Regions from separate parts of the Homo sapiens genome. Here region 2 is linked to region 1. A link is a loop called in an ENCODE intact Hi-C map of the cell type or tissue named here. Cell type or tissue: B cell. All regions are shown on one strand. Links, peaks and the distances in the headings refer to the core of each region. The heading gives the core; the rest is flanking DNA.

Region 1 (15,810 bases), core at 4,064-12,063:
CAGCCAAAGCAATTAGAGGAGGAAATGTTAGCTCTCAGACACTGATTATGGCCCTCAACAGACAGTTATTAAGTGGTGTGTTAAAGATTGTGCTATAATGAATTGTAGGGCATGATATCTGCCCTCAAATACTTTAACTGAGGAGATGGGGCATATAGTTTTGTGAGTTAAAGGAGATAGGCCTAGAGCTAGTTCTTAAGAGATAAGGATTTGCATATGGGTGAACAGTAGGGATGACATTCAATGTAAGAGAAAATACAAGCTGCGATCAGTGATTTGTTCCCAATGCAGCAAATAGGACACTTTGGCTGAAATGGGAGTTTAGTTTGAGTAGTGGTTCTCAAACTTCTCTGATGAGAACTCATGTAGGAAAGATTTAAAGATGTCACCATCCACTAATGTACTCATAGTCACTTTCCAGTGGGAAAAACACTTGGTGATAACAAAATGTTGGAGTTGAAAACAACAATACAATACAGCACAATAATGATACAATAAGGAATAATTAATGATTATTCTGCAAGTATATAAACACAAGCAGAACATAATAAAACATGGACAGCATCAGTTACAGTTCAGAGTAGGAAACAGAAACTGCCCTAGGTATTTCAAGTAGATAAGTATTTAATAAAGGGAATTACATGCTTACAAAATCTTTGGAAGGGCTGGAAGAGTGAAAGGAGGCTATTTGCTCCCAGACTTCCAAATCACAGCACTGCAGCTGTGATTCTGTAACCAAGAAGCTGCAGAAAATTATGCCGATATCACAGCTGTTCCAAATTTAAAGACACGAGACTAGAATCTGGCTGTTGCAGAAATTCTTGTCTGCCAAAGATGAGTTAAGCCGTTAGCTTACCACAGCTGCTGAAGGAGAGCTGGTGTCTACCTCCCAGATTTTACACTGTGCATCTCCCTCGTAGACCCTGACTTACTTCCAGAACCAAGGGAAACTGGGAAATAGTTTTTAGCCTTCTAGTCCCTTGATGTATAAAAGGTCAGACACAGAAGTATATGAAAATGAATGCTGAGTGCATAGGACAGTAAGCATCCCAAGACATTATTGATAATGCACTGAAAACAAAGTGTCCTCATTTATTGCAGGAATATCCATTATCTTCTCCTGTGCATTTGCACTAGGGCTTGGAAATACTGCCAGATGGTGCACTGCAGCCAGACTTCTCAGCAGAAAGTGTCCACAATAAACTCTAGTAAATGTACAAAGTTTTGTTTATGGACATCAATGAGTAGCCCTGAATAACTCAGTGGATTACTACTAATTAGTTTTTATTGCCATGTAAAAATGAGTCTGTGGATTTGAGCATAAGAATTAAAGAAAGGATTGGACCCTAAGGACCCCCTGAAGTCAGGAAATTCTCGTGACCATCAGTGGACCTTGAATCCCATGTTGAAAAACATTGACCTGAAATGGTGGTTCTAAAGCTTCGGTGAATATTAGAATGGCCTCAAGAGCTAGTAAAAAACACAGCCGGCCTGGATTATTCAAGTAGGCTAGGGTTTGGCCTTTTATTTTTATAATATTCCGAGGTGATTCTGATGCCAACCATCATTCGAGAGCCACTGAACTGGTAAATTTGAAGAAAGATTTAGGTTAAATTGTGGAGAGTCTTGAATAATTAAGCTATGAAATTGTGAAGATGGGAGGATCCTCCAAGTTTTGAGGGACCTGAAGGTTATACAATTGTAGGGATTCAACTTAAAGTAAAAAAAAAAAATTTTTTTTTTAATGCAAAATTAGATACAAAGGTGGATATTTACTTCAAATGAAAAAAAAATCATAACCAAATACTGGAAGCTTAAAGATTCTGGTCCCTTTTCATTTTTAGGTAATTTATCATCAATACTTACAGGGAAGAGCTTCCTGACTACAGCCTTGCCTCCCTCCCACCCAGAAAACTGTTCGACTTCCCAGAATTTACATGTAATTGAGGGCTCTTGAAGCTTAACCTTCATCAGTGTCACTGTTAAATCACCCCTGCTTTGAGTCTTCCCCTTACCTTTCCTTTCTCCCCTTTCCAGTCTCTCCCATATACAACAGTCAGAACCCCCTTTGGGATACAATTAGAAGCTGCTTGTCATTGTCTGGTTATAACCCAAGAAGTGCCTGAGCCAAGATGGGGGCATTCCCCTTTCAAGGGGGGACACAAAATATCTTTCAGTTGTGAGGTATTAGTGTTACCAAAACCCAACCTAGAGTGTTTAGATCCAGTCTTGGTTTTCCCCCAATTACTAATTGTGTGACCTTGTATAAGTTACTTAACTTTGCTCATTTCCTTATCAGTAAAATGGGAATTAACATCACAGTGACCTTATAAGTGTTGCTATGAAGGTTAAACAAGAGACTGTATGAGACATGCTTATCACAGAACCTACAACGTTGTCAGTGCTTGATTTTTAAAAATCAATTATTATTTCACAGTAAATATGCATAGAAGAATACACATTTAACATTTACATTTTTGCGCTAATGAAAGCAAGCAATAGACTTAACAGTCTACAATAGAGATAGCCAATCATTTTAATCTGGCCTTTCATTATTTCTTACCAATAGGTTTACTTTCCTAGTTATATTTTTATTTAGGCCAGGATTTTTTGAGCACTTCTCATAGATTCCCCAGAGTTCCTTGGTCTTTCCTCAGACCAACACCATTCCTCAGCCAAAGAAGCTCTGCTTCTTTGATCTGTTTTACATTCTAGGCATCTAAACTTGTTTTACTTAAAGAAAGAATTCTTCAGTCAACACAGGTTTTAAATAGTTTGCAATTCTAGGGTATTATGCGGGGACGAGGAGGCCCAAGAGTGTATTCAGTGTAATGAAGAAACTCATTATAACTTGCTGAGATCATTCAGATTTGCCTGTGATTATATTAGTTAGGCAGTGTCTGTTTTCCTCCCAGGGGTATAAACCTGGAAAATTACAACAAAAACAAAAGCAAAAACCAAACTCCTCCTTTCCTTAAATTTCCACTTCTCAAGTACAGTGTTTTATCTAACAAGATCTGCTGCTTAGCCACATCCTTGTTTGGCTTTCACTGTCTCTCTCCACCCTCTACTTTCCACCTTCATTTATTAACATTGTAAGGAAGCCTGGAGCATACATGTGTGGAATAGTCTCCATGGCAACTCAGCTTGGAACTAATAAGGTTATGGGAGAGCTTCCATCCCTGCACCTGCCAGTGTCACAAGCAGAAGCCATGTTCCTGTAGCAAAGATTGTACTCTACTGCTAGGCAGCTGTCCCCTTGAGCCACCCAGCCAGGCACATGGGATACAGAGAGTATATGGCTCAGCACGCACTAGTCACTACTATTAGAAAAGCTCAAAGCTGAGTCACTGGTGCCTTCTTCAGAAGGGATGAACAGCTCTCTCACTTGAATGCCAGAAAATTATCTTGCAAAGCAGACCTATCTGATAGACATATTTGCATCAGAGTAGGGCTTGTTATCAGCAAGGCTGTAAGGTGCCCTCCCCAGTCTTCTGCAGGATAATCCAGGGAGCCAGATTATAGAGAAAGGGCAGCCCTCTGTTCCTACTCATCTGGCTCAGTATTGAGGATCTCCATTCACCCTTTCCTACCCCTGTTCACCTATCCATCCCCTGTAGTTCCTGACCTGCAAAGCTATTATGTGGTCATAGTTGTTATTTATTTCCATGCTAATCCTGGGCACTGTTTCTCTGAAAAATGGAGATTTAAGAATAAGGCTGTCAGGATACATCTCAGAAGTATTAGGCGTTGTATTAGTGTGGCTGCTATAACCACTTGCCACAAATTCAGTGGCTTAAAACAACACCAATTTATGACTTTACACTTCTGGAGGTCAGAAGTCTAAAATAGGTCTCAGTGGGCTCATATCAAGTGTCAGGAGGGCTGTGTTCCTTCTAGAGGCTCCAAAGGATGATCTGTTTTCTTGCTTGTGGCCCCTTCCTCCATTTTCAAAACCAGCAGTGGCTGGTTGAGTCTTTCTCACACTGCATTTGCTGATACTCTTCTCCCTCCTTCTTCTTCAGTTAAGAGCCCTTATGATTACATTAGTTTCACCAAGATAATTCAGGATAATCTTATTTTACAGTCAGCTGATTAGCAACCTTACATCTACTACTTTAGTTTCTTTTTGCCATGTAACATAACACATTCACAGGATCCAGGGATTAGGACACAGATGTCTTGTGGGAGAGGGAACATTATTCTGCCTACCACATGCATACATCAGAAACCATGGTTGAAACACAGGAAACATGACAGTTCCTCAAGGCATACAATTATGACCTTGTTGGGTTAACCTTCACTATCCAAATTTTAATCACACAAACTTTTCCTTAATCTCACAGTAACTTGGCAGTTTCAGTGTAAGAAATAATGATGTTAATTGTGCTACATTCAAAGTGTGCTGGTCCTGAAGTTGATCTGTGAACTCTTGTTTTCAGCTGCTTGATGGCAAAGAAATAAAGCGACTGAATGTTCAGTGGCTCCGAGCACACCTGGGCATCGTGTCCCAGGAGCCCATCCTGTTTGACTGCAGCATTGCTGAGAACATTGCCTATGGAGACAACAGCCGGGTGGTGTCACAGGAAGAGATTGTGAGGGCAGCAAAGGAGGCCAACATACATGCCTTCATCGAGTCACTGCCTAATGTAAGTCTCTCTTCAAATAAACAGCCTGGGAGCATGTGGCAGCCTCTCTGGCCTATAGTTTGATTTATAAGGGGCTGGTCTCCCAGAAGTGAAGAGAAATTAGCAACCAAATCACACCCTTACCTGTATACAAGCATCTGGCCACACTTCCTGTTTGGGTTAGTTGTTACCTTTACCTGATCACCTGACCCTCCTTGTGAGGAAGGGATGAAAGTGTTCGACCACTTCAGGTTTAGGAGAGAGGAACATTTCTGGGATAGGAGAACTGGAACAATTGTCTTGATCCAAAGCTATAGGCTTGAGGCTCCACCTTTGTCAGCCTTAGGGGTAAGTACAATATCTGGAAAGCCTTTCACTTTAAGTCCAAGTACAGAGTCTGGGTCCCCACCTGCACATGCTGCTTCTGGCCTGCTGAGGAAGTAGGCATGACTGTCTCTCCCCATGTCTCTCCCCTATTTCTCTTCCTTCTTCCTCCTTGCAGCTCTCTCCCAAGCCTCAAAACTCACTGTGGAGTCAGTCCAGTCCAGAGGGCTGAACCCATGCCAGAAAGAGTGCTCTCTCTGAATAAGGGTTGAACCATTAAAGTGACCATGGTATCATGTAATCTCTCATCGTCATACATTTCATGGGCCCCAAACTTTGTTTACAGTGAATGGTTGAAATCTTTTCTAGGGCTCCCTGGGCTGTGGTCCTATGGGTGTCCTCTGAATTCCTCCTAGGAAGTTGGATAAATGGAACCTCTCATCCTCTCTCAAGCCCTCTTAGGTCCTGTGTATTAGTTTTTGTGTTTTGTTTTGTTTTGGAATACAAGTTGACTATTCCTTGTCCAAAATACTTGGGACCAGAAGTGTTTTGGATTTTGGAATATTTGCATATACATAATTCACTTATATTTCATGTATACCTTATACACATAGCCAGAAGGCAATTTTATACAAATTTTTAATAACTTTGAGCATGAAACAAAGTTTTGACTGTGTTTTGACTGTGACCTGTCACATGAGATCATGTGTGAAATTTTCCACTTGTGGCATCATGTTGGTGCTCAAAAAGTTTCAGAATTTCAGATTTTGAATTTTTTGGATTATGGATGCTCAACCTGTATTAAAAGTCCAAAATTAGATTTTTTCCAACCTTTATTTTAGACTTAGGGGGTACATGTACAGGTTTATTATACCTGGGTATATTGCATGATGCTGAGGTTTCAGGGTACAAATGATCCTGTCACCTAGGTACTGAGCACAGAACCCAATAGGTAGTTTTTCAACACTTACCCCCCTTCCCTCCCTACACTAATAGTCCTCAGTTTCTATTGTTGCCACTTTTCATCTATGAGTACCTGATGTTTAGCTGCCACTTATAAGTGAGAACATGCAGTATTTGGCTTTCTGTTCCTGCATTACTTTGCTTGGGATAATGGCCTCCAGCTGCATCCATGTTGCTGCAAAAGTTAGGTCCTATATTTTGAAGTGCTTCTCAACCTAGGTAATCTACCTCACCCATTATCACCAGTTATGCTCTTTATTCTAAGGAAGTGCCCCCTAAAACAAAGCTCAGGAGCCTCAACCCGGCGGGGAAGACAGTTTCCTCACGAGGCAGGCAAGCAACACCAGGTGGCTCTCTTTCCCAAGATTCCCTTCTTCCATAGGCTCTTCTTTGGATAACTGCTGACACCAATCTCATTAAGTCCCAGGGAGGTGGCCTTGTCTCCCACTCTCCTTTCACAGTCTAGCCCAACTAGATAATTGACCCTTCTCCAGGCTCAAACATTTAAAACAGAAAGCTCCAATCCCCTTTACTGATGAGAGGATAGTGGTTCTCAAGTATAGACACGGATCAGCATCACCTGGGAACCTGTTAGGACTGCAGATCCAGCAATCCACGTTTTAAGAGCCCAGGTAATACTGTTGCAGGCTCAAATTGGGGAACCACTGGGCTAGGGGTTAATAAAACACAAACACAGAGAGTAACTATTATCTATCTTTTTAAATATACTTTGCCTCTCTGGCATTTGTCTACCACAGGACAAATCCTGGTCTCTAATCTGTCACACAGAACACACCTGTAGACACCATAATTCTCTTCCTCAGTGTCTAGACCAGGAGAGAAAAGGTAAAACCCCTAAGTCCTATTACCTAAGGATCCACTTCTCCTAAGTGATTAATACTAGGATTTACCTCACCCTGTAGGTGGCTGGTTTAGCTACCTCCTTGTAAGACTGCCGCACTGCCTTTATCTGCCTCAACAGGATCAGTACTATATCAAGAGTGCAACTAGTAAACCCTCCACTCACATGAGATACACTTCAGTGCTCCTGCCTTCTGAGACAGCCACAGCTCTGGGGTAGAGCCAGTCCCAAGCATCTGCCAAAACCTCATCTGGCGTCTTCTCCCTCTATTTACAGGGGGAAACCCAGGGCTGAGTGCCACAAAACTAGGGTTGCCAGATATAGCAAATAAAAATAGGCAACCCTGTACTAAAATTTCAGCCTGGAAATAATAAGATAGTATTGTTTTCTAGGTTACAAGTGCAGTCACATCCTGTTTCTGCTCTCTCCTGAGTAACCTTTAACTGCTGTCCCTATCATCATAGTGAATAGTTGGTGACAATTATCCATTGTGGGAAACAACACGGGAAGAATTTTGGGAGCACTCTAACAACAAAAATGTTTAAAAAGGAGATGTTCATTTTCAAAGTTAGATATCAAAATGGAATCCATTTTGATAGCATCCATTAAAATTGTTTAAGTGTTGGAGATACTTTCATAAAAACAGACACTAAAAGGCTGATATCCCAAGAATGTCTTTCCTCAATTTAAAATCATGCAGAGAGTGTCACCTGCTGGTTACAAGTAAGATGAGCTTCAATTATTTTATTATGAATACTTTGTTCAAATCAAATTTCCTTTCTCCTGCCAATCTTTGTCCCAAATATAATGAAATCAGAAGATGGAAGATACTAACATTGCAACAATATTCTTCTTCATTAAAATGCTGACCTGTTTACACTAAAACATATCATCTTAAGGCCCAAACATTTATTTTCAAATAGATAGTAAACCTGCCATTTTGGGCTTTTTTACTGTTCTTTCCTTAATTATTCATGAACCATTCTTAGCTTCTGAACCTAAATTTTTGGAGTATATAGAATCGTCTATCCTACTTTCTATAAGCAAGCTGTTAGAACTTTACTTTCAGTTCTACTTTCATAACAACAAAACCTTATTTACAGAAATATAGCACTAAAGTAGGAGACAAAGGAACTCAGCTCTCTGGTGGCCAGAAACAACGCATTGCCATAGCTCGTGCCCTTGTTAGACAGCCTCATATTTTGCTTTTGGATGAAGCCACGTCAGCTCTGGATACAGAAAGTGAAAAGGTAAGAATTTAAATTGGGTTCATCCATACTTGAATCAGTCATCCTTAAAAATGCTGTATTCTCCATAGTAAAGAACAAAATGCAGCCAGATTATTGACAGTTACTTACATCACCTTTCAGTAAAATGTAAACACTTTCTGTAGCTGTTATTCAGGAGAGTAAAGATGACACAAGGCAGATTAGTCTTAGAGCACATATGCTTCACAAACCATCACTAGATCAGTTTGCGTTGACCTAAGAAGCTGCTTTCAGGAACCATATTTCCTACTTCTACTGGCAGCATCTCTTCAGCAACCATAAGGAAAAGTGGTAGTGTAAGACAGTGTTAAAATCTGGCTGTACCTTTTAAGATAAATATTAGCAATCATTTCTAGTCAGAGAAAACGTTAAAAATTCAGATTATCTGAAAGACGAACTCAGTATGAGGTATTCTCTACAATAAAAAAATTCGGGAGTCTGTATTTGGCCTTTGCTCAGGCTTCTTGAATTTACTGTGAGCTGGATTTGAGGTCTGTTTTCAAGGATGTTGTAACATCCTTGAAACTAAGGTAAACACATTAGTAAATGTTTTTAAATGAGTCAGTGAACTGTATTTACTGCCTTAACTTTAAGAGTAGATGACTGCTGGCCGGCACCTACTGCCGTGGCTCACACCTGTAACCCCAACACTTTGGAAGGCTGAGGTGGGAGGATCACTTGAGCCCAGGATTTTTGAGACCAGCCTGGGTAACACAGAGAGACATTGTCTCTACAAAAAATAAAATAATTAGCTAGGCATGGTGGTGGGAACTTGTAGTCCCAGCTACTCAGAAGGCTGAGGTGGAAGAATCGCTTGAGCCCAGGAGGTTGAGGCTGCAGTAAGCCATGATTGTACCACTACACTCCACCCTGGTGACAGAGTGAGGCCCTGTTTCAAATAAAAAAAAAAAGTTAGGGATAGATAACTGCTGCCTCGGAACTAACCCAAATTAGGGTTCAGTCATCTGATATGACAAATCCTTTGTTTTCAAAAACCTGTTCTATTTCACTGACACCTTGTTAAGAAGGATCTATTGTTGTATTGTTGTGGAGCTTTTTTTTTTTTTTTTCTTTGAGATGGAGTCTCGCTCTGTCGCCCAGGCTGGAGTGCAGTGGCGCAATCTTGGCTCCCTGCAAGCTCTGCCTCCCGGGTTCACACCATTCTCCTGCCTCAGCCTCCCGACTAGCTGGGACTACAGGCACCCACCACCAAGCCCAGCTAATTTTTTGTATTTTTGATAGAGATGGGGTTTCACCGTGTTAGCCAGGATGGTCTCAATCTGACCTTGTGATCTGCCCGCCTTGGCCTCCCAAAGTGCTGGGATTACAGGCGTGAGCCACCATGCCCGTCCTACTGTGGAGCTTTTTATGGAAGAGGAATTAGGGAAAAGAACTATTATGAGAATTAATCTATGTGATTATGGAATAGGTTGTCCAAGAAGCCCTGGACAAAGCCAGAGAAGGCCGCACCTGCATTGTGATTGCTCACCGCCTGTCCACCATCCAGAATGCAGACTTAATAGTGGTGTTTCAGAATGGCAGAGTCAAGGAGCATGGCACGCATCAGCAGCTGCTGGCACAGAAAGGCATCTATTTTTCAATGGTCAGTGTCCAGGCTGGAACAAAGCGCCAGTGAACTCTGACTGTATGAGATGTTAAATACTTTTTAATATTTGTTTAGATATGACATTTATTCAAAGTTAAAAGCAAACACTTACAGAATTATGAAGAGGTATCTGTTTAACATTTCCTCAGTCAAGTTCAGAGTCTTCAGAGACTTCGTAATTAAAGGAACAGAGTGAGAGACATCATCAAGTGGAGAGAAATCATAGTTTAAACTGCATTATAAATTTTATAACAGAATTAAAGTAGATTTTAAAAGATAAAATGTGTAATTTTGTTTATATTTTCCCATTTGGACTGTAACTGACTGCCTTGCTAAAAGATTATAGAAGTAGCAAAAAGTATTGAAATGTTTGCATAAAGTGTCTATAATAAAACTAAACTTTCATGTGACTGGAGTCATCTTGTCCAAACTGCCTGTGAATATATCTTCTCTCAATTGGAATATTGTAGATAACTTCTGCTTTAAAAAAGTTTTCTTTAAATATACCTACTCATTTTTGTGGGAATGGTTAAGCAGTTTAAATAATTCCTGTTGTATATGTCTATTCACATTGGGTCTTACAGAACCATCTGGCTTCATTCTTCTTGGACTTGATCCTGCTGATTCTTGCATTTCCACATTAAGGTGGCTCTCAAACCCAAAACACAGATCGATATAAGATTTTAGGAGGTGGGGTGAGGCACAATTATGAAGTGCATATTATTCAGATGTATAGTAAATACTTTGCATTGCTTTTATAAAGGGTTCTTTAAGGATTTTTTAAGATTTTTACACTTCCAAAGTACATTTACTTTTTGTCTTGATAATGAATCACTTTTGCCAGTAATTGGCCTCTTCCAAAAGTGATCCTTCTGACTTACAGATGTTTAAAATGTGCCATGAGTTTAACTACATCTTGATACAAACATGATAAAAAAAGAAAAAAATATATTCCAAAGGTTGGGACTCTGGACGACAAATTTTTTTAAATTAGCCAAAAAGCATTATTAACATTATAAACTATATTTACTATAAACAATTGCTATCTTAAATAAGCAACTTCTAAAAATAAAAAAAAGAAGCCATCACCTCCAGGAAAAAAAAATAGGAAAGGATATAATCAGGTAATTCTCAAAGAAGAAATGCATGAGAAAAATGTATACAGTTTCAACAATCAAATAAATGCAAATTAAAACAAAATATCATTTTTTTGCCTTGTAATTTAATGATGAATAAAAAAATCTAATGTGACATTCCTTATTAGTTGAATTGGTCATTGATATAAACTTCTTTGTTATTTGATAATGTAAGTAAAAAATGTAAATGTATATCCTTCAAGACAGCAATTGTAATTATAAGGATTTAAGAGATATGTAAAAGGATACTTTTAGTAGCATTACTTATAATATTGAAAATTGGAAAGATCTAAATATTTAACAGTAAGAAATTATACATTAAGTTTTGGTGCATTCACAAAATGGAATACCATATAATCATTAGAAAATTATGTTGAAGAATATTACAAAATATAATTTGTATAAAGAAAAAATGGTTGCCAAATGGCTTGAACAATATGGTGGCTTTTTAAATATTATATATATAATATAAATCTATATTTATGTATCTATAGTTATCTATCTATATTTATGTATCTGTAACTATAGATACAGTCTATATATAATTATATATAATTTTATATATATATAATTATATATAATTTTATATATATATAATTATATATAATTTTATATATATAATTATATATATAATATATATAATTATATAATATAAAATTATATATAATTATATATATAATATATATTATATATATAATATATATAATATATATAATTATATATACTATATATATATTTAAACTTCTGAGAGACAATCCAAAATAAACCAGAATTAGAAACAATTTTATCTCCTAAGTTTTCAGCTTTTGTTTTAAAATTTTAAGGCTTTAAAAAGTGTGCTTAGTTTAGGAAATTTCGATAAATTTATGTGAATAGAAGCATAAAACCATGTCACTTGGTTTGACTTCTTAAAGATTTTTCCCTCAACTCTTTGTATGTCTGCTGTAAGGACACTTTCTTTTTTTTTTTTTTTCTGAAGCGGAGTCTTGCTCTGTTGACCAGGCTAGACTAGAGTGCAGTGGTGATCTCAGCTCACTGCAACCTCCACCTCTGGGTTCAAGCGATTCTCCTGCCTCAGCCCCCTGAGTAGCTGGGATAAAAATTCTTAGATGTCTATAAAAAGAAAAATAAAAGTATTTTTTACTGTCGTTTGCACAGTCTAGTTGCTGTAGTTGGTGACACTCGCTGGCTCTCTCTGAACCATGTTTCCCTATTCACTGTTTTGCCCTGGCTGGAGTTGCATGGAGGTGGAGCCCCTCCCAGGGCCTCCAGCTTTTTCTGCTTGAGTATATTGCTGCCCCTTTAGCATTAAAGGCTGTCAGAGAGGGGGTGCTCTTTTTCACACCATTTATTTTCTCCAAATTTACCTCACAGGGTCAATTACCACATTCAACCAGTGATCTCAGATGCAACAAATGATTTTAGTACAAGCAAAGTCTCACACAAAGACATGTACACCATTATTTGTAACACTCCTATAATAACTCTGGTAAAAAGTAAGAGAAGCAGAAGTTCTTATGTTTAAGAAACATTTTCTTGAGTGACACAAAAGGTGATTACAGTAGTGAAGCTGTAGGACTATGTGATTAAGTACCAAACTGTGTCACACATCATGGATAATAGTTAAAAGCATGTGATATGGTTTGGCTCTTGTGCCTCCACCCAAATCTCATGTTGAATTGTAATCCCCAGCGTTGGGGAATGGACATGGTGGGAGGCGATTGGATTGTGGCAGCAGAACAGCAAGTTCTCATGATAGTGAGTGAGTTCTCGCAAGATCTGATTGTTTAAAAGTGTGTAGCACTTCCTGCTTCCCTCTCTCTCTCTCCTGCCACCATGGGAAGATGTTCTTGCTTCCCCTTCACCCTTCTGCCATGATTATAAGCTTCCTGAGGCCTCCCCACCCACGCCTGCTGTACAGCCTGTGGAATTGTGAGTCAATTAAACCTCTTTTCTTTATAAATGACCAAGTGTTGGTCTTCATAGCAGTGTGAGAATGGATGAATGCAGCAGAGTAGCGGGAGTGTGCATAGTGCAGAGGCTGCCTGGTGGGAAGGGACTGTGTTGTTTGTTGTGTTGTGTTTCATAGTCAGCTGTGTAAATTTGTCTCCTCAGCAGGGCCACACGCTCTGTGAAGGCTGGGTGACACTGTATTTATCTTGGTGTCCCCAAAAGCCTAGAAACAGTGTCTTAGGCATAGTAGACACTACTAAATGTCTGGTGAAGTAAATTATGGGATGTTGGTGGGGTACCAAATTTAGGTGGGGCCAAATTGTGGTAAGCCTAGAATGCCAGGCAGAGTAATTCAGATTTGAAGAGAGAGAAAATGAAAAACCATTGATGACTCTGAATAGGAGCATAATGTGGTGAAAATACTGATACCCACTCAGAGGGATTGGACAGGAAAAGCCCTGCAGTGAGTTGAATGGTGGCCTCCAAAAAGGCATCTCCGATCCTAATCCTCAAAAACTATGAATGTGACTTTACTTGTAGAAAAGGTCTTTACAGATATAAAGATCTTGAGGAGATCATCCTGGATTATTCTGGTGGGCCCTAAATCCAAGGTCCAGTGTCCTTATAAAAGTGAGGCACAAGAAGGTTTGACACAGAAGAAGAGGAGGTGATGTGATCATGGGAGCAGAAATCGGAGTGATGCAGCCACATGTCAAGAAATGCCAGCAGCCACCAAAAGCTGGAAGAGACAAAAAAATGGATTATCCCCTGGAGTCCATGAAGGAATTGTAGTCCTGCTGGATTTTGGATTTCTGGCTTCCAGAACTAGGAGAGGAGAATCTTCTGTTGTTTTAACCCACCATGCTTGTGGTAATTTGTCACAGTAGTCTCAGGAAACTAATACATGCCTCAAATCAATGAAGCTAAATAAGATGCTTTTATTTAAGAGAAAACATGCAAGCGACGAGGGTAATGTGGCTCTGAGTTGGGCTGGTAAAAGCAGAGAACAGGTAGCTATGAGAAACACTCACAGCCTAGTAAGAGAGGGAGGGAGAATAGAGGCCAGCTGGGAAATACTGTGACAGTGAGGGAGATGAGGAACTCTTTAGAAGGAGGAGGATTTGTTTGTATGGCTTGAAGATGATATCAAAGTAATAGATGTTTGAGGTGTGGCCCTCAAGATATAGGCAAAACACAGATGGATCCCAGCATGTGCGACTTGTTTGAGTTCAATCCTTTTCTAGCCCAGGCTTCTTTATTTTCTTAGTTCCACCCCAGATTATCCAGTTATACCCAACTTTAACAATGGTGGTTCTTCTGTTTGGTTCACCAGAATCAACTCCTGATGTTGGGACAAAATGTGCTTCAGTCTCTTTCCTGACACATAATGCAGCCATTTGTCCCCAGGTCTCAATAAGAGGTCTTTTTTAGAAATGCGTTTTTCTTATATCTCAGCTTAAGGCTCATGCTCTGATGTGTGAACCCTTTGAGAGAGGACTGTCTTTGCGTCACTGTGTTCCGGTGTTTGGCAAAGTCCTTGGCATATAGCAGAGGCTCAATAAGTGTCTGTTCTTTTGCCAATTTTTTTTGTGTGTGTGAAAAAGTGTGTACTTTTTCTGGGTCAGTTTCATTTTATCACAAATTAATATCTAAAAAGGCTTTTGTTAATATAAAATATATAAAGAAGATTCCTATCTAAAGCCATGTAATTGTACATGAAAAATAGGGAAGCCCATCATTACAGTAACACCTGAGGACTGAGCCTTACCCACTATACAGAATAAAAGAGAAAAGACTTATGCAAATTGTGTGCTCTTAATTTTAGAAAAGAAAATATATATATATGAAAGTTGTAGTAGTACAGTAACAGTATTGTACCAATTTCAGTGTTCTGGATTTGATTTTGAACTACAGTCACTACATGTCATCATGGAAGAAAGTTGGGTGACAGGTACACAGGATGCTATGTAGGAGCCCCCTTCTCACCTCACCTCCCAGAAAGAAGAAGTAAAGAACAAGCCTAGCGATGGGAGGAGGGGGAGGGGTAAGACATGGAGGAAGAGACATAACAGGGGGTGGGCAGGAAGGGAGGGAGTTTTTACTTCACTACCCTTGTTCAAAAAGCACAGCCATCAACAGCAGATGTCTGACACCCTTTAAGTCTGAACAATCAGATGATGTATATGAAAGTCATTTGTAAAAGTTTTAAGAGTTACATAATACAAGGAATGTTATACAACAGAGATATTTATTGAATCTCCCCTGCACAAAGAGAAGAGAGCACTTTTCAAGACAGCGTTTTCTTCCTGAATCTGTTCCAAAAGGAGCCTCAGTGACATTCCTCGAGGCCACTTAACACTTGCTCCAAGGTCAGAACTGGATGCAAGACCCTTCAAAGAAGCCTCCAAAACAAAGGCCTTCAAAGGCATCAACCGATTTTTACAACTTCTTTCCAAGGGTGAACTTGGCCCTGCTGATTCACATGTAATGGAAAAGCAAGTGGCTGCTGGGCATACATCTGCTGATGCCCAGTTCAAAGTCACCCTCCACTCTCCCAGGGCGCCAGGCTGTTCCATTCCTTGCCACCTCAAGATCCACTTCAGCCTGGGGAAAAACCACAGCCTCAGGTCCAAGTGTACCTGCTCACTTGCTCCAGCTTTCAAGGGACAACCAGCTTCTTTGCAGCCCCCACCTGAGGGCCCCGAGCTGGACGCATGGGTCACAGGACCAGGGGGGATCCTCCTGGTGAAGGTTCTGCTGCTCCTGTCCTGTGCCCACCATCTCCAGGGTCTCCCTCTGAGACCCCTGCTTGACAAAATAGGTTTCAGGGTATTTTAAGCCAAGGACCAGATCCTGAACTGTGATGATCCTGCACTGTCAGAATCCAGTCACTATTCTATGAAAAGCCCATGTTACATGGGGTGACTATGTAACCTGACCTAGCCCACTGCCAGCATCAAGTGCCAGCCCCCAAGATGGACCCAATAAGCATCTGACCGCAACCTCATGAGATGAGAACCCTCAGCAGAGCCCAGTCAATCTATACAACTAGAAGATATCATAAAAACCA
Region 2 (15,810 bases), core at 3,967-11,966, 290 kb before region 1:
CAGAATGAAGCCATTATAACAATCCATGGTTTTAATTTTTATAGAACTGTTACTTCCTAATATCAACTTAGAAAAGAATTTGCTTTCTGCCAAAATTTCAGACTTCAAAAACCAACTGATCATTGTCACAGGATTAATTCAACATTTAAGTTGATGGTTAAAAAAGAATTTAAAAGCAAAGGTCTTACTCTACCTATAAAAGGCCTTAAAGTACCATTTAGGTAACCTGCATCCTCCAACAGGAGTCCATGGCTTTAGTGTGCCAATGTTCTGAGCCATCAATTCAGAAGCAGAGAAGTAATATGTGCCTGCCACTAACTTCCACAGATAAAAGTCCTGTTGTGGGTAACAGAGAGGTGAGTCAGTGAGGTAAGGGCAGCACAATACTGCACTAAAGAAAATCAGCCTGCATGCCACCCCTGGCTGTTTACAATGATACTAATGGAGTAACTATATTTCATATGTCTCTAACAGGCTACAGATGGATATTTCTGATTTTATGGGGTATCTGTGTGCACTGAAAAATACTTGTTCCACTATGTCCACAAGGAAACATTATCTGATGTAAACACTAGATTCTGTCTCAGGATGGAATACTAAAATAGGCCAAAGTTAGTGAGAATGTATCCTAGTAAGATATGATTTTAGCCTAGTGGCCACAATTTCATTTCAGTGGAAAAGAAATTTTTAAAAGGACTTTTAAAGTACTTAAACATTTTTTCAAAAATGAAAACAGTAAAGCTTTACAAAGAGAGTGGCTGGGAAAATTTTAAGACTGACAGGAAAATCATGCAAAACAAAAATAGGAATTATTGGCCAGAGAATCTATTATGATAAACCACCATTATTTTGGATTCTCTTAGGTTTTTCTCTATCATATATTCCATTTCTTGAGGGAATCTAGTGAACATTACTGGAAAACTCAATTTCAATGTCATAATTGGCTTACAGGAAATATTCAGGCAGAATGTGAGAAAAGCAAAGGTGCATCTGTGAGGAAATGGCACTGGTAGAACACAGTTAATAATAGTAATTAACAACCTCCAATTTAGAATATATTCTTTCTGGAAAGTGAAAAGTTTTATACCTCATTAAATGGAAAAGAGAACTGAAGTTCCACAACAGTTTTTATATAACTATTGTCCACGGAGATTTTTGCCTAATGACAAATTAAGGTACTGTCTTTAGACCTTTGTCCTTAGAAATCCTAATGATGTTTTCTATGAGCAGCTGCCTGGTCCTCTGAAACAGGAGATAAAAGATCTCAGCTAATGGAATAGGTGTAGTTTTCCTCCCACACAGCATCTATTTCCCATCTTTTGTGAGGAATGTGGAGACAACAAATCCTGGCACTTGCTCTGCCACTATGAAGAGGAAAGGTTCCTGGAGAATCCTTGTGTAAGGCCTTTTCTTTCATCACTCAAGTACACTATGGGACAGGCAAGTGAATTAAGTTAAGTTGAGAACCTCATCCTTGTATTTTTGAATCTTGACTAGAGTCTGTTTAGAGTAATAAATAAACAGAGCAGTTTATTCACTTTAGTGGTGGGTCCCTGAACAGAATGTACCAGCAAAGAGACATTACTGCAGTTCCTGCTTCCAGCCCTCTGGGGTAGCTCAGTCTCCTTCTTTCTAAGCCTATTTATCCAGTCTTTCTATCCATTCTGTGAGCTGCTGATCTCTTTATAATGAATTCTATTTGTGCACAAGAATTGATTGTGGTTGTTTGCAACCAAAGAATCCTACCACTTACCCTAGAACAAGTGAAATATACCCAGTTAATATCAAAACCTACTCAAAGGTAATCCAATTAATGTTAATATGAAGAATAATGATATTTTTCTTAATTGGCCAAGCTTAAAAATGGTTTCAACTTAAGTTACTCAATAATTGCTATTATTTAATGGTATTAAATCAGTGATAAAGGTTAAAATATGTGACATTTGACTTTAATTAAAATGCTAACCAATGCTGAAATTAGTCTGCTATCTAAAAACTGAATTATTTTATATGTGATAGATTCTATTTATCACTTATCTATAAGTCAATTTCTCATTCCCTCATTAAGACAATGATTCTATAGAAGGTACACTGAAGGAAAACTGTTTAATTTATTATGAAAGTAGCAAGAGTAGAATTATCACAGCTAATTTTCAGAACTTCCCCGTGGTATCTACCTCTAAATTTCTAGATAGATAATTTCTCTTTAGATTCTCAATAGGAATTATTTAGGAATTTGGCTTCTCAAAATAACATAATTTAATTTTATTACTGCAATGACTCAAAACCATTAAAGAAAGGATCTCTTTATATGGATTTTAAGCTACATATAATCCAGTCAAGCCTAACTATGAGGCAGGTTCTGACACTTGTAAAGCTTAAATACAGCTACTGAGACAGCAAGTTGCAAGGCTACTCTATTAGGGAAAAATATTTAAAACTCAAGTTTACTTATACACTGAAAGTATCATCTCCTTGTGTTTGCTCTCCCAGCATTAACTATATCCCTATTATTATTCAAAAGATCCAAATTCCATCCATCTTCCAAGGTTCTTTTGGTTTTCTACCTCATTCGAAAAGATCTTCAGACTACTTCTGTTCACAATGATACAACTTGTATTGCTTTGTGGTGAGTCTCATACAGTTTAATAATCAATTATTTAAATATTTTAATGTTTTATGGATCTTCTACTTTGATTATAAGCTACTTGGGAACGGTAGCTTTGTTTCATATTTATTCACTGTAAATGGTTATCATAATATTGGACATATTGCTGAATCTCCTCAACATATAATTCACATGACCACTAAATGAAAACTTTTCCAGCTTGAGGCCTTATATGGATTCTTGCTGATTTCCCATATACCACCTCATAACAAAAAGTAAAGTTTTAAACTAAAAATTTAGATTAAATCTGCAAAATATTCACGGACAGCATTTTCATGACAATCGAAAAAAATATATTCACAACGAATATCAAGTAAATGTATTAGGTAGGCAGTGGAGGACACACTTAAAATACGTGAAGAAGCAATCATCTAAAAGTCTTTGTGATTGTTGTAGTTTTCATGAGAAACATCCTCATAGAAGAGGGAGTATAGAAAGTACAATTTAAATTCTCCTTCCTTATTATACTCTACCGCTTCTAATAGGCTTCTAGATCCTTGAGGAATCTCCTCTATCTTGCTTTTGCATAAAGATCTTTTACTCTGCAGATAAAAATCTGTCATTTGAAAGTAAAATTTTGTTTCTTATATGTAATTATGTTGACGTATGTGTCAGTTTATCAATTGGCTATTTCATGTGATCTATAAATATATCCTCAATTTTTTGACCTGAATGTGTATTTGATGGATATATGTAAATTCAAAATACTGTGGATTTATAAACCCAAAACTTCTCAACTGAAAAATGGAGTCTAGCTCTCCTGCAAAATTGTTAGAAACAAAACTATAGTTTTCAGTTAAGGTTCAAAGAGCTGTTTTATTTTTCAAAGGAAAAATAGTTCCACATCTTAAGCAAGTCCTTCTGGGAATGACAGAAAAAGTCAATAAATACAATTTATTCTGTGGAACCTAGCTAACCCCTGAAAAGTTCCTATATCTTCTAAATATATAATTCATAACTATGTATAAATATGTATTTTGCCACTGATGCTTTATTCTTTTTAGATTTATAATTTTTCTTATGTTTTTTAAACATTTTTATTTTATTTTATTCATTATTTATTTTGAGTAGGGTCTCAATCTGTCACCCAGGGTGAAGTGCAGTGATACGATCATGGCTCTCTGCAAACTCAAATTCCCAGGGTCAAGTGATCCTCCCACCTCCATCTCCCAATAGCTGGGACCACAGGTGTGCACCATCACTCTTTGCTGAGGCGGGGTCTCCCTATGTTGCCCAGGCTGGTCTCAAACTCCTGGGCTCAGGTGGAGCGCCTACCTAGGCCTCCTAAAGTGCTGGGATTACAGGCGTGAGCCACTATGCCTTGCCTTAATTTGTATTTTTAATTTTTGTGGGTACATAATAGGTGTGTATATTTATGAGTTACATGAGATATTTTGACAGAGGCATGTAATAATCATACCAGGGTAAATGGGGAATCCATCACCTCAAGCATTTAACCTTTGTGTTACAAACAATCTGATAATACTCTTTTGGTTATTTTTAAATGTATAATTAAATTACTTTTGACTATAGTCACTCTGTTGTGCTAGCAAACACTAGGTCTTATTCTTTCTAATTTTTTTTGTGTCCATTTACCCACTTTCCCTCCCTCATAAGACTCATATGATTATTTTTAATTTATCTTTTATTTTTTTTGAGACAGGGTTGCTCTGTCGCCCAGGCTGGAGTGCAGTAGCACAATCATGGCTCGTTGCAGCCTCAATCTCTGAGTCTCAAGTGATCCTTCCACCTCTCAGCCTCCCAGTAGCTGGGACTACAAGCATGCAACCACCATGACCAGCTAAGTTTTGCATCTTTTATAGAGACCCAGGTTTTGCCCTGTTGTCTAGGCTGGTCTCAAACTCCTGGGCTCAAGTGATCCGCCAACCTTGGCCTCCCAAAGTGCTGGGATTACAGGTGTGAGCCACTGCAGCCGGTCTATTAGTTTATCTTGACTAAGTACAGAGCAATACAATGCAATACAATATAATGCAATACAATAAGACTCTGGATTAATTATAAACACCAAGGACTTTTCACTATGGACGCTTTATATCGTTTCAGGAGGAAATTATTTTCTCATTGTTTTTGAAAAAAATTCAGCAAAAATGCAGTTATTTACTGTCTCTTTCAAAAACAGCTTTCTATATCTCACTTGTTCATTATGTAATTTGCTAAAATTCAATTTGTGAAGATTTATCACATGACTTTGAGCCATCAAGAAGGGTATATTTACCTCTCTCCTCTAATAATGAAGGGTGTTTTACAGAAATATTAATTTTTTTTGAAACAGTCTTGCTCTTTCGCCCAGGAGTGCAGTGGCACAATCTCAGTTCAGTGCAACCTCCGCCTCCTGGGTTCAAGCAATTCTCCTGCCTCAGCCTCCCAAGTAGCTGGGACTACAGGTATGTGCCACAACGCCCAGCTAATTTTTTTTTTCTTTTTGTATTTTTACTAGAGACAGGGTTTCACCATGTTGGCCAGGCTGGTCTCAAACTTCTGGTCTCAAGTGATCCACCCACCTCAGCCACCCAAAGTGTTGAGATTACAGTTGTGAGCCACCACGCCCAATCGGAATATTAATTTTTAAATAGAGGCTCATCCCAGGTAAAAAATGGAACAGTCCCAATAAAAGTTATTTCAGTTTTCCCAGAAAAACGATTTGCTTCAAATAGTACTTGACTTAAAATTTTACCTCACTGGTCTTCCTCACATGATGTTTTGCATCCATGTTTCTGTATGTGCTATTCTCTGTACCCAGAATACCCTTTCTTTCTTTCTATTCCTTGGTCACGTGGGGAACTCCTGAAAAACCCTGCTCAAATATCAACTTCTTAGTGATGGTTTCCCTGGATCATCATTACTGTGCTACCTCTATAATGTATATACAACTTGAGCATTCCTAATTTGAAAATCCAAAATGCTCCAGAATCCACAACTTTCTCAGAAGCAAAGTGACACCACAGTGAAAAATTCCACACCTGACCTCATGTGAAGTGTTGCAATTAAAACACACTCAAAATTTTGTATCATGCACAAAATTATAAAAAATATTGTATAAATTATCTTCAGACTTATGTGTATAAGGTGTACATAAAACATAAATGAATTTTGGCTGGGTACAGTGGCTCACACCTGTAATCTCAGAACTTTGGGAGGATCACTTGAGCCCAGAAGTTCAAGACCAGCCTGGACAACACAGTGAGAACCTATCTATACAAAAAAGTTTTAAAAATTAGCTGAGCAAGGTGGTACATGCTTGTAGTCCTAGCTACTTGAAAGGCTGAGGTGGTAGGATCACTTAAGCCTGGAGGTCAAGGCTGCAGTGAGCTGTGATTGTGCCACTGCACTCCAGCCTGGATGACAGAGGCCCTGTCTCAAAAAAAAAAAAAAAAGAAAAGAAAAGATGAGTGGAGAAATGAGGATGTTTCTACACTGTTGGTGGGAATGTAAATTAGTACATTCATTATGGAAAACTGCATGGTGGTTCCTCAAAAAACTGAAAATAGAATTACCATATGATCCAGCCATCCCACTTCTGGGTACCTGAATGATTTGAAATCAGTATGTTGAAGAGATTCTGCACAATTATGTCCACTGTAGCACTATTCACAACAGCCAAGTTATGGAATAAACATAAGTGCCCATCAGTAGTGAGTGAACAAAGAAAATGTGGTACGAGGTCTTCTAAAAGATCTAGAAATCCATATTCTAGACTTTGATAGTAATACTTCGCCAATTCAAAGTTATTCTCTTGTTCATTTATTTGATTCTTTTTCTTGTGGCTCCAGGCTTGAAGGTTATCCTCTCCCCTCTACTTTGCTTCTTCCTCACCCCAGATGCTGTGCCAATGCTCATGATGTGGTTATACTTTCAGCTGTTGGACATTTATAAGGATCTAACCCCTGAAATCTAAGGATGTAACATCTGTGGTTCCAAATATTCCAATGCAACTCCAAAGGTCCATGACTTGAAGTAATTTTTAATTTTGATAAGATAATATATTTAAAGCCCTTGGGCTATGAGGAAAGTTTTGAAAGTGTGAGTGAGCAATTCTGATGCTAGAAAAATTACTAGCATCAGCAATATAGCAAATTGTTGTAATTTTCCACTTACCACTTACTGTCTGATTTGAGTGATTCTTTTTTTTTTTTTTTTTTTTTGAGACGGAGTCTCGCTCTGTCACCCAGGCTGGAGTGCAGTGGCACGATCTTGGCTCACTGCAACCTCCGCCTTCCAGGTTCAAGTGATCTCTTGCCTCAGCCTCCTGAGTAGCTGGGACTACAGGCACACGCCACCATGCCCAGCTAATTTTTGTACTTTTAGTAGAGACGGGCTTTCAACATGTTGGCCAGGATGGTCTTGATCTCTTGACCTCGTGATCCACCCACCTCAGCCTCCCAAAGTGCTGCGATTACAGGCATGAACCACCGCGCCTGGCCTTGTGTAATTCTTAAGATGTACTCCAGTATTGGTTGTGAGTACTTAAATGTGCTCCAGTACTATTTGTGACACGGCACACTGAGAAAATCATAGGCTATCAATCTTCATGAAAATAACTATAGTAATATAGAATTTTATGTTAATGGAAAGAATACCTAGGTAGCAATTACTGAAGGTCAAAGAAAGGGAAAGTCACCAAAGATAAAGGTGTTACATATACTCTAACCCCTGACTCCCTTAGGAAAAGCAGGAAAACAGAACTGCCTACCTCCAGCTTCTCTTTACTACTTTGGAAGAGGTATCTGACAGATGCTATCTGTTTATTGTTGGTCCTTGCCCTCTACTCAACATAAACTCTATAAGGGTAGGAACTATATGTTTAATTCATTCTTGAATCACCAGCGCCTAGAACTGGGCCTGACTCACCATACTTTCTCAATAAATATCTGTTAATAAAACAATATCAGAGAAGTTACAAAAGCAATTTAATACCAAGAGGAGTAATGAGAATTTCTTCTTCTTTATTCATTTAAAGCTTCCTGGAATTGGAAAACATGTATATGGCTTGTGAATATCCTAACTTCTTCATAATTAATATTACAATGTTCTTCATTCGTGTTATTTTCTTTTTTAACTTTAGACATAGTCATGGGATAAAGATTTACTTTATATAACTTTACAATTATTTCCCTTTAAAGAAAACATACTGAAAGAAGCAACCTTAAAAGGAGACAGATGTCCAAAAATTATGCTATTTACCTATTTACCAATGAAATATTCTTGCCCAAAAAGTTAAACCTAAATCTAAACAAGTCTCTGAAAGTGGCAATGGTTTTCAACCCTGGCTGCACTTTAGAACTTGACACTATCCTTTAAGAAGAAAGAGACATTAATGAGTAATTTAGAACTTAAAAAAAATCAAGTGACTCATTATTTGCCCCATTTTAAAATGTAAAATAAACCCTGGCTCCTTAGAGGAGTGAATGATGCAGGTGTGGGGCACTAAATATACAAGATGAGCTTGAGATATCTTGTGCTAGAAAGTAAGAGTTATCAAAAACAAATGGTTCATATTAGAAGGACACAAGATTCAACATGAAGGAGCCTCAGTTAGACAAAAATGGGGCAATTTGAGCATCAAAAATAAAAAGAAATGTAAGTGATAGAAGCACAATAAAAACATTTCTACTATAATGCAGGAACAAACAAAACAAACAAGAAGTGTTTTGTAATATCATACAGAAAATGGGTGACCTATGGGGAGGTCAGGATCAGAAGATGACAATTCAAAACCTAATCATCTTTCTAACTAGAACACAGAGGAAAACAATAACAATCCTAATAAAATTACAAACTCAATTTAAAAGGTTTGTTAAATTCCTATATAGAAAAGAAATATTGCAATAAATCTGGATTTTAACAACAACAAACTGAAAGCCTTTGACAGAAGAGTAAGGAAGGGTTGAGGATGCTGGGGTTGAGGCTTGCCATGAAGGCAAGGGAAAAATGCACAAAGATGGAGTAAATAGAGAGCAAGCACCTCCAACTCTTAGTTAAATGAAACCAGTGGAATGCAAGGTGATAATGTACAATGAGAGAATGCCATCTGTTGGTGGCTTGTAGTATTTGACTGTATTCGTGTATTTTGATTCAGCTGCTGTCACTTGTTGAGACACATTAACCTATGAATCAAGGGATTTCCTTGCTACATTGACATCATCCCTTTATTTATAAATCTTATGTAAGTTAATTCGCATCGCAAAAGAATTCTAACTGTAACGAGTTCAAAATAATAAAAGGAGGAAAAATAAGAAACAAAAATCATCATGTCATTAGAAACTATTAAAAAGAGGTAGGACATCAGTGTCTTACTCTAAAACTTAACAATATTCCATAAGAACTGAATTTCAGGGCAACCACCAAAAAACCCTAACTGACGAGGGAAAGTTCTTCTTTATAGTTAATTCCAGACAATAAGTATGAAATGACTAACAGCTGGGAAATCACCCATTACAAACCCTAATTAATCAACTGCTTTAGGCAATGCTCACCCAATTAAGCCATTAAGTGAAAGGCTGACAGGAACTTTTCCATAGGAGAAACTAGGCTGCCACCACCTGAATCCACTGCCTGATCTTATAATCACTAAAAGTGGGACAACCAGTGTGCTTCAAATATGATACAATGTGAAGTCCACAGCATCATCTATAAAATACTCCTGCTAAAAAAATTTAAACTTAAATTTAACCCAGCCCCATAGAGCAGCAGTTCTCAGCCCTGACTGCCCATCAGAAACACCCAGAAACCCATCAGAAACGACTTTAAAAGTTTAATTTTCTAGTACCCACATTAAAGAGAAACAGAAATTTTAATAATGTACTTATTTAACCAAATCTATTCAGGATATTATTTTATGATGCAGTCTATATATAAAGTTATTCATATTTTATATTCTTTAAACTCTGCTCCTTTACAGCTATGTCCCCAAACTTTTCCGTTACTGTCACAAAATTACATCTTTATACACTTTGTGCCCCCAAACATAAACTAATATTACTTTTAAACACATTAGTCCCATAAATTATGTAGAAAACAAAATGTGGTTACAAACCAAATTAGCTTTTAGACTAATAATTGTTTTCATTAAATGTATTAGTCTCTTAAGAGAAAACAAAAGTTGAGTTACGAACCATTGTCACAATACTACAAGATTTTATAATTATCCATGGTATATCCTTACTGATACATTTATTTCTTCATACAGCTTTAAATTACTGTCTGGTGTTCTTTAATTTTACCTTGCAGGACTCCCTCTTGCAAGGCAGGTCTAGTAGTAATGAATGTCTTCAGCTTATATTTATCCGGGAACACCTTAACGTCTCTCTTATTTTTGAAGGGCAGTTTTGCTGGCTATATGAAACATGGTTGACAGTTTTTTTCTTTTAGCACATTGAAAAATTTGCCCACTGCCTTCTGGCCTCCAGAATTTCTTTCTTTTTAAAGTTTTTGTTGGTACAGAGTAGATGTTATGTTTTTATGTCGTACATGAGACATTTTGATACAAGCACACATTGTGTAATAATCACATCATGAAGAGTAGGGCCATCCCCTTAAACTTTTATCCTTTATGTTACCAGCAATCCGATTTTACTTTTAGTTATTTTTAAATATAAAATAAGATTATTATTGACTATAATCTGTTGTACTATCAAATACTAGGTCTTATTCATTCTAATTATTTTTATTGTACCCATTAACCATCCCTACTTCCATCCCCAACCCCCCTCACTACTCTTCCCAGGCTCTGATAAACATCTTCCTACTCCCTATGTCCATTAGTTCAATTGTTTTGATTTTTATATACCAAAAATATGTGATAACATGGAATATTTTTCTTTCTCTTCCTGGCTTATTTCACTTAACACAGTGACCTCCAATTCCACCCAAGTTGTTGCAAATAACAGGATCTCATTCTTCTTTATGGCTGAATAGTACTCCATTATGTATAAGTACCACATTTTCTTTATCCATTCATCTGTGTATGGGCACTTAGGTTGCTTCCAAATCTTGGCTATTGTAAATTATGATGCAAAAACTTGGGAGTGTAGATATTTCTTCAATATACTGATTGCCTTTCTTTTGGGTATATACCAAGGGGTGGGATTGCTGGATCATATGGGGTAACATTATTTATTTTTATTTATTTAGTGTTTTGTAGACAAAGTCTCACTCTTGACGCTCAGGCTGGAGTGCAGTGGCATGATCTTGGCTCACTGCAACCTCTACCTCCCAAGTTCAAGCAATTCTCCCTACCTCAGCCTCCCGAGTAGCTGGGACTACAGGCGTCCGCCACCATGCCTGGCTATTTTTTTTTTTTTTTTTGTATTTTTAGTAGAGACGGGGTTTCCCCGTGTTGGCCAGGCTGGTCTCAAACTCCTGACCTCAGGTGATCCACTTGCCTTGGACTCCTAAAGTGTTGGGATTACAGGCTTGAGCCACCATGCCCAGCCATTATTTTTAATTTCTTGAGGAACCTCCAAACTGTTCTTCATAGTGGTTGTACTAATTTACATTCCCACCAACAGTGTACAAGGGTTTAGTTTACTCCACATCTTTGCCAGCATTTGTTATTGCCTATCTTTTGGATAGAAGCCATTTTAACTGGGGTGAGATGATATCTCATTGTAATTTTGATCTGCATTTCTCTGATGATCAGTGATGTTGAGCACCTTTTCATATGCCTGTTTGCCATTTGTTTGTCTTCTTTTGAGAAATATCAATTCAAATCTTTTGCCCACTTTTTAATCAGATAATTTGATTTTTTTCCTATTGAGTTGTTTGAATTCCTTATATTCTGATTATTAATCCTTTGTCAGATGGATAGTTTGCAAATATTTTCTCCCACTATGTGGGGTTGTGTCTTTACTTTGTTGATTGTTTTCTTTGCTATGCAGAGGCTTTTTAACTTGATGTGATCTCATTTGTCCATTTTTGCTTTGGTTGCCTATGCTTGTGGGACACTATTATTCAAGAAGTTTTTGCCCAGACCAATGTCCTAGAAAGTGTCTTCAAAGTTTTCCTGTAGTAGCTTCATAGTTTGAGGTCTTAGTTATTTAAGTCTTTGACTGATTTTGATTTGATTTTTGTATATGGTGAGAGATACAGGTCTAGTTTCATTCTTCAGTATACGGATATCTGGTTTATTTATAGAAAACACTGTCTTTTTCCCCAGTGTATTTATTTGGCAACTTTGTCAAAAATAGATCACTGTAGGTATGTGGATTTGTTTCTTGGTTGTCTATTATATTCCACTGGTCTACACTTTTTTAATGTCAATACCATGCTTTTTTGGTTATGATAGCTCTGTAGTATAATCTGGTCAGGTAATGTGATTCTTTCAGTGTTCTTTTTGTTCAAGATAGCTTTAGCTATTCTGGGTTTTTTGTGGTTCCATAAAAATGTTAGGTTTTTTTTTTTTTTGTTTCTATAAAGACTCTCATTGGTATTTTGACAGGAATTGCATTGAATCTGTAGATTTCTTTGGGTACAATGGACATTTTAATAATATTGATTATCCTAATCCATGAACATGGAATATCTTTCTATTTTTTGGTGTCCTCTTCAATTTCTTTCATTAGTGTTTTACAGGTTTTTTTGTTCTGTTTTGTTTTTTAGACAGAGTCTGGCTCTGTCATCAGGCTGGAGTGCAGTGGCATGATCTCAGCTCACTGAAACCTCCGCCTCCTGGGTTCAAGCAATTCTCCTGCTTCAGCCTCCTGAATAGCTAGGACTACAGGCATGTGCCACCACACCCAGCTAATTTTTGTATTTTTAGTAGAGATGGGGTTTTACCATGTTGGCCAGGATGATCTTGATCTCTTGACCTTGTGATCCGCCCACCTCGGCCTCCCAAAGTGCTGGGATTACAGGCGTGAGCCACTGCGTCTGGCCTGTTTTACAGTTTTTATTGTAGAGAACTTTCACTTCCTTGAGTAATTCCTAGGTATTTAATTTATGGCTATTGTAAATGGGATTACATTTCTTTATTTCATTTTTAGATAATTCATTGTTGGCATATAGAAATGCTCCTAATTTTTGTATGTTGATTTTGTATCCTGCAACTTTACTGAATTTGTTTATCAGTTTTAATAGTTTTTTGGTGGAGTCTTTAGTTTTTCCAAATATAAGATCATATCATCTGCAAACAAGGATAATTGGACCTTTTTCTTTCCAACTTGGATGACCTTTGTTTCTTTCCCTTCTCTGATTGCTCTAGCTAGGACTTCCAGTACTATTACTGAATGACAGCAGTGGAAGTAAATATTCATGTGTGCTCCAGATCTTACAGGAAAGGTTTTCACTTTTTCCCCATTCAGTATACTAGCTGTGGATATGTTGTATATAGCTTTTATTATTTTGAGGTATGTTCCTTCTCAAAAAAAACTCAGTTTTTTGAGTGTTTTTTTAAATCATGAAGGAATGTTGAATGTTATCAAATGCTTTTTCAGCAATGATTGAAATGATCATATGGTTTTTAATCCTTCATTCTGTTGATATGATGTATCACACTGATTGCTTTGCATATGTTGAACCATCCTTATATCCCTGAGATAAATCCCACTTGGTCATGATGAATGATATTTTTAGTGTATTGTTGAATTTGGTTTGCTAGTATACTTTTGAGGATTTCTGCATCAATGTTCTTCAGAGACATTGGCCTGTAGTTTTCTTTTTTTGATATATCTTTGTCTGGTTCTGGTATCACAGAATGAATTTGGAAGTATTCATTCCTCCTCTATATTTTTAGTTGAGTAGGATTGGTATTACTTCTTCTTTAAATGTTTGGTGGAATTTAGCAGTGAAGCCATTGGGTCCTTGGGTTTTCCTTACTATGATGCTTTTTATTATGGTTTAAATCTCATTACTAGTTATTGATCTGTTCAGGTTTTGGATTTCTTCATGGTTCAATAATGGTAGGTTGTAAGTGACTAGGAATTTATCCATTTCCTCTAGATTTTCCAATTTATTGACGTAGAGTTGTTAATAGTAGCCACTAATGATCCTTTGAATTTCTGCAGAATCAGTTGTAATGTCTTCTCTTTTTAATCTCTGATTTTATTTATTTGGGTCTTCTCCCTTTTTTCTTCATTAGTCCGGCAAGGGTTTGTCCATTTTGTTTATCTTTTCAAAACAACTTTTTCTTTCATCAGTCTTTTGTATAGTTTTCATTTCATTTCAATTTCATTTATTCTGCACTTTATTATTTCTTTTCTTCCATCAATTTTGGCTTGCTTTTGCCTTTCTAGTTCTTTAAGATGCATCATTAGGTTATTTATTTGAAGTTTTTCTTCTTTTTTGATATAGGAACTTATAGGTATGAAGTTCCCTCGTAGGACTGCTTTCAGTGTATCCCATAGGTTTTGATATGTTCTGCTTCCATTAACATTTGTTTCAATAAACTTTTTCATTTCCTTCTTAATTACTTCCTGACCCACTGGTCATTCAGGAGTATATCAATTTCCATGTGTTTGTACAGTTTGCAAAAATTTCTCATTATTGATTTCTAGTTATATTCCATTGTGGTTAGAGAAGATGCTTGATATTATTTCAATTTTTTTGAATGTTTTAAGACTTGTTTTGTGACTTAACATAGGGTGTATCCTTGAGAATCATCCATGTGCTAAGGAAAAGAACATGTATTCTCTAGCCATTGGATGAAATGTTCTGTAAATATCTATGAGATCCATTTGGTCTATAGTGCAGATTACATCCAATGTTTCTTTGTTGATTTTGTATCTGAAAGATCTGTCCAATGCTGAAGGTGGGGTGTTAAAGTCTCCAGCTATTATTGTATTCAGATCTATCTCTCTGTTTAGCTCTAATAATATTTGCTTTACATATCTGAGTGCTCCAGTGTTGGCTGCATGTATATTTACAAATATTATAGCCCCCTACTGAATTGGTCCCTTTATCATTAAGGACTTTCTTTCTCTCTTCTTATAGTTTGGATTGGAGTCTATTTTGTCTGATATAAGTATAGCTACTCCTGATCTTTTTTCAGTTTCCATTTGCTTGGACTATCTCTTTCCATCCCTTAATTTTCATTCTGTGTGTATCTTTATAGGTAAAGTGTGTTTCTTATAGATAACAGATCTTTGGGTCTTGCTTTTTCATCCATTAAGTGACTCTATGTCTTTTCGTTGGAGAGTTTAGTCTCTTTACATTCAATGTTGTTATCTATAAGAAGGGGATTACTCCTATCATTTTGTTGTTTTCTGGTTGCTTTGTGGTCTTTTCTTTCTTCTTTCCATCATTCCTGTATTCCTTTTTGTGAAAGTGATTTTCTCTGGTGTTATGGTTTGATTTCTTGCATTTTATTTTTTGTGTATCTGTTTTATGTTTTTCAATTTGTAGTTACCATCAGGCTTCCAAATTCTGTCTTATAACCCATTATTTTAAACTGATGACATTCATTACATAAACACACACACACACAAGCAAAAACTAATAAACACTCTACACTTTAACTTTATCCCCCTGCTTTTTACATTTTTGTTTCTCTTTATGTCTTACTGTACTATGTCTTGAAAAATTCTTGTAGTTATTTTTTATTGGTTCATCATTTAGTCTTTTTACTTAAGAGTGGTTTGCATACCACAGTTATAGTACTATAATAGTCTGTTTTTCTGTGGCTATTACCAGTGAGTTTTATACCTTCTGATAATTTCTTCTTACTCATTAACATCCTTTTCATGAAGATTGAAGATCTCCCTCCAGCATTTGTGGTAGGACAGGTCTGATGTTGATGAAATCCCTCAGCTTTTGTGTGTCTGGGAAAGTCTATTTCTCCTTCATGTTTGAAGGATATTTTCATTGGATATACTATTTAAGGATAATTTTTTTTCTTTCAGTACTTTAAATATGTGATGCCACTCTCTTCGGACCTGTAAGATTTCCACTGAGAAGTCTGCTGCCAGACATATTGGAGCTCTTTGGATGTTATTTGTTCCTTTTCTCTTGCTGCTTTTAGGACCCTTTCTTTATCCTTGACCTCTGCAAGTTTATTAAATGCTTCAAGGTAGTCTTCTTTGGGTTAAATCTGCCTGGTGTTCTATAACCTTCCTGTATTTGAATACTGATATTTTTCTCCAGGTTTGGGATGTTCTCTGTTATTATCCCTTTAAATAAACTTTCTAACC

The links. A loop is a pair of places that touch in the nucleus more often than their neighbours do. Peaks named below come from ENCODE experiments on the same cell type or tissue, not always from the same donor. Only the 100,000 strongest peaks of a DNase experiment are listed, where the experiment ranks them.
Region 2: it touches region 1 in a loop (3-fold over the local background); 13 of 110 quality-filtered maps call a loop at or near these places.

Annotation. Positions count from the first base shown.
Region 1 is chr7:87,498,114-87,513,923 of GRCh38, reverse strand. It overlaps ABCB1 (ATP binding cassette subfamily B member 1), which reads left to right. Exons shown (of 28, transcript NM_001348946.2): 26 at 4,443-4,649; 27 at 7,881-8,027; 28 at 9,475-10,907. The coding sequence ends at 9,681. Among named protein-coding and RNA genes, the nearest start is that of ABCB4, 30 kb to the right of the region's middle. In B cell, for the core only: CTCF peaks have their summits at 7,308 and 7,513 (motif pointing left); no DNase peak of the experiment used is centred there; H3K27ac peaks cover 1,297 bases.
Region 2 is chr7:87,790,907-87,806,716 of GRCh38, reverse strand. The region is part of intron 8 of RUNDC3B (RUN domain containing 3B); the gene reads right to left. Among named protein-coding and RNA genes, the nearest start is that of SLC25A40, 78 kb to the left of the region's middle. In B cell, for the core only: a CTCF peak has its summit at 8,705 (motif pointing left); a DNase peak (open chromatin) is centred at 8,706.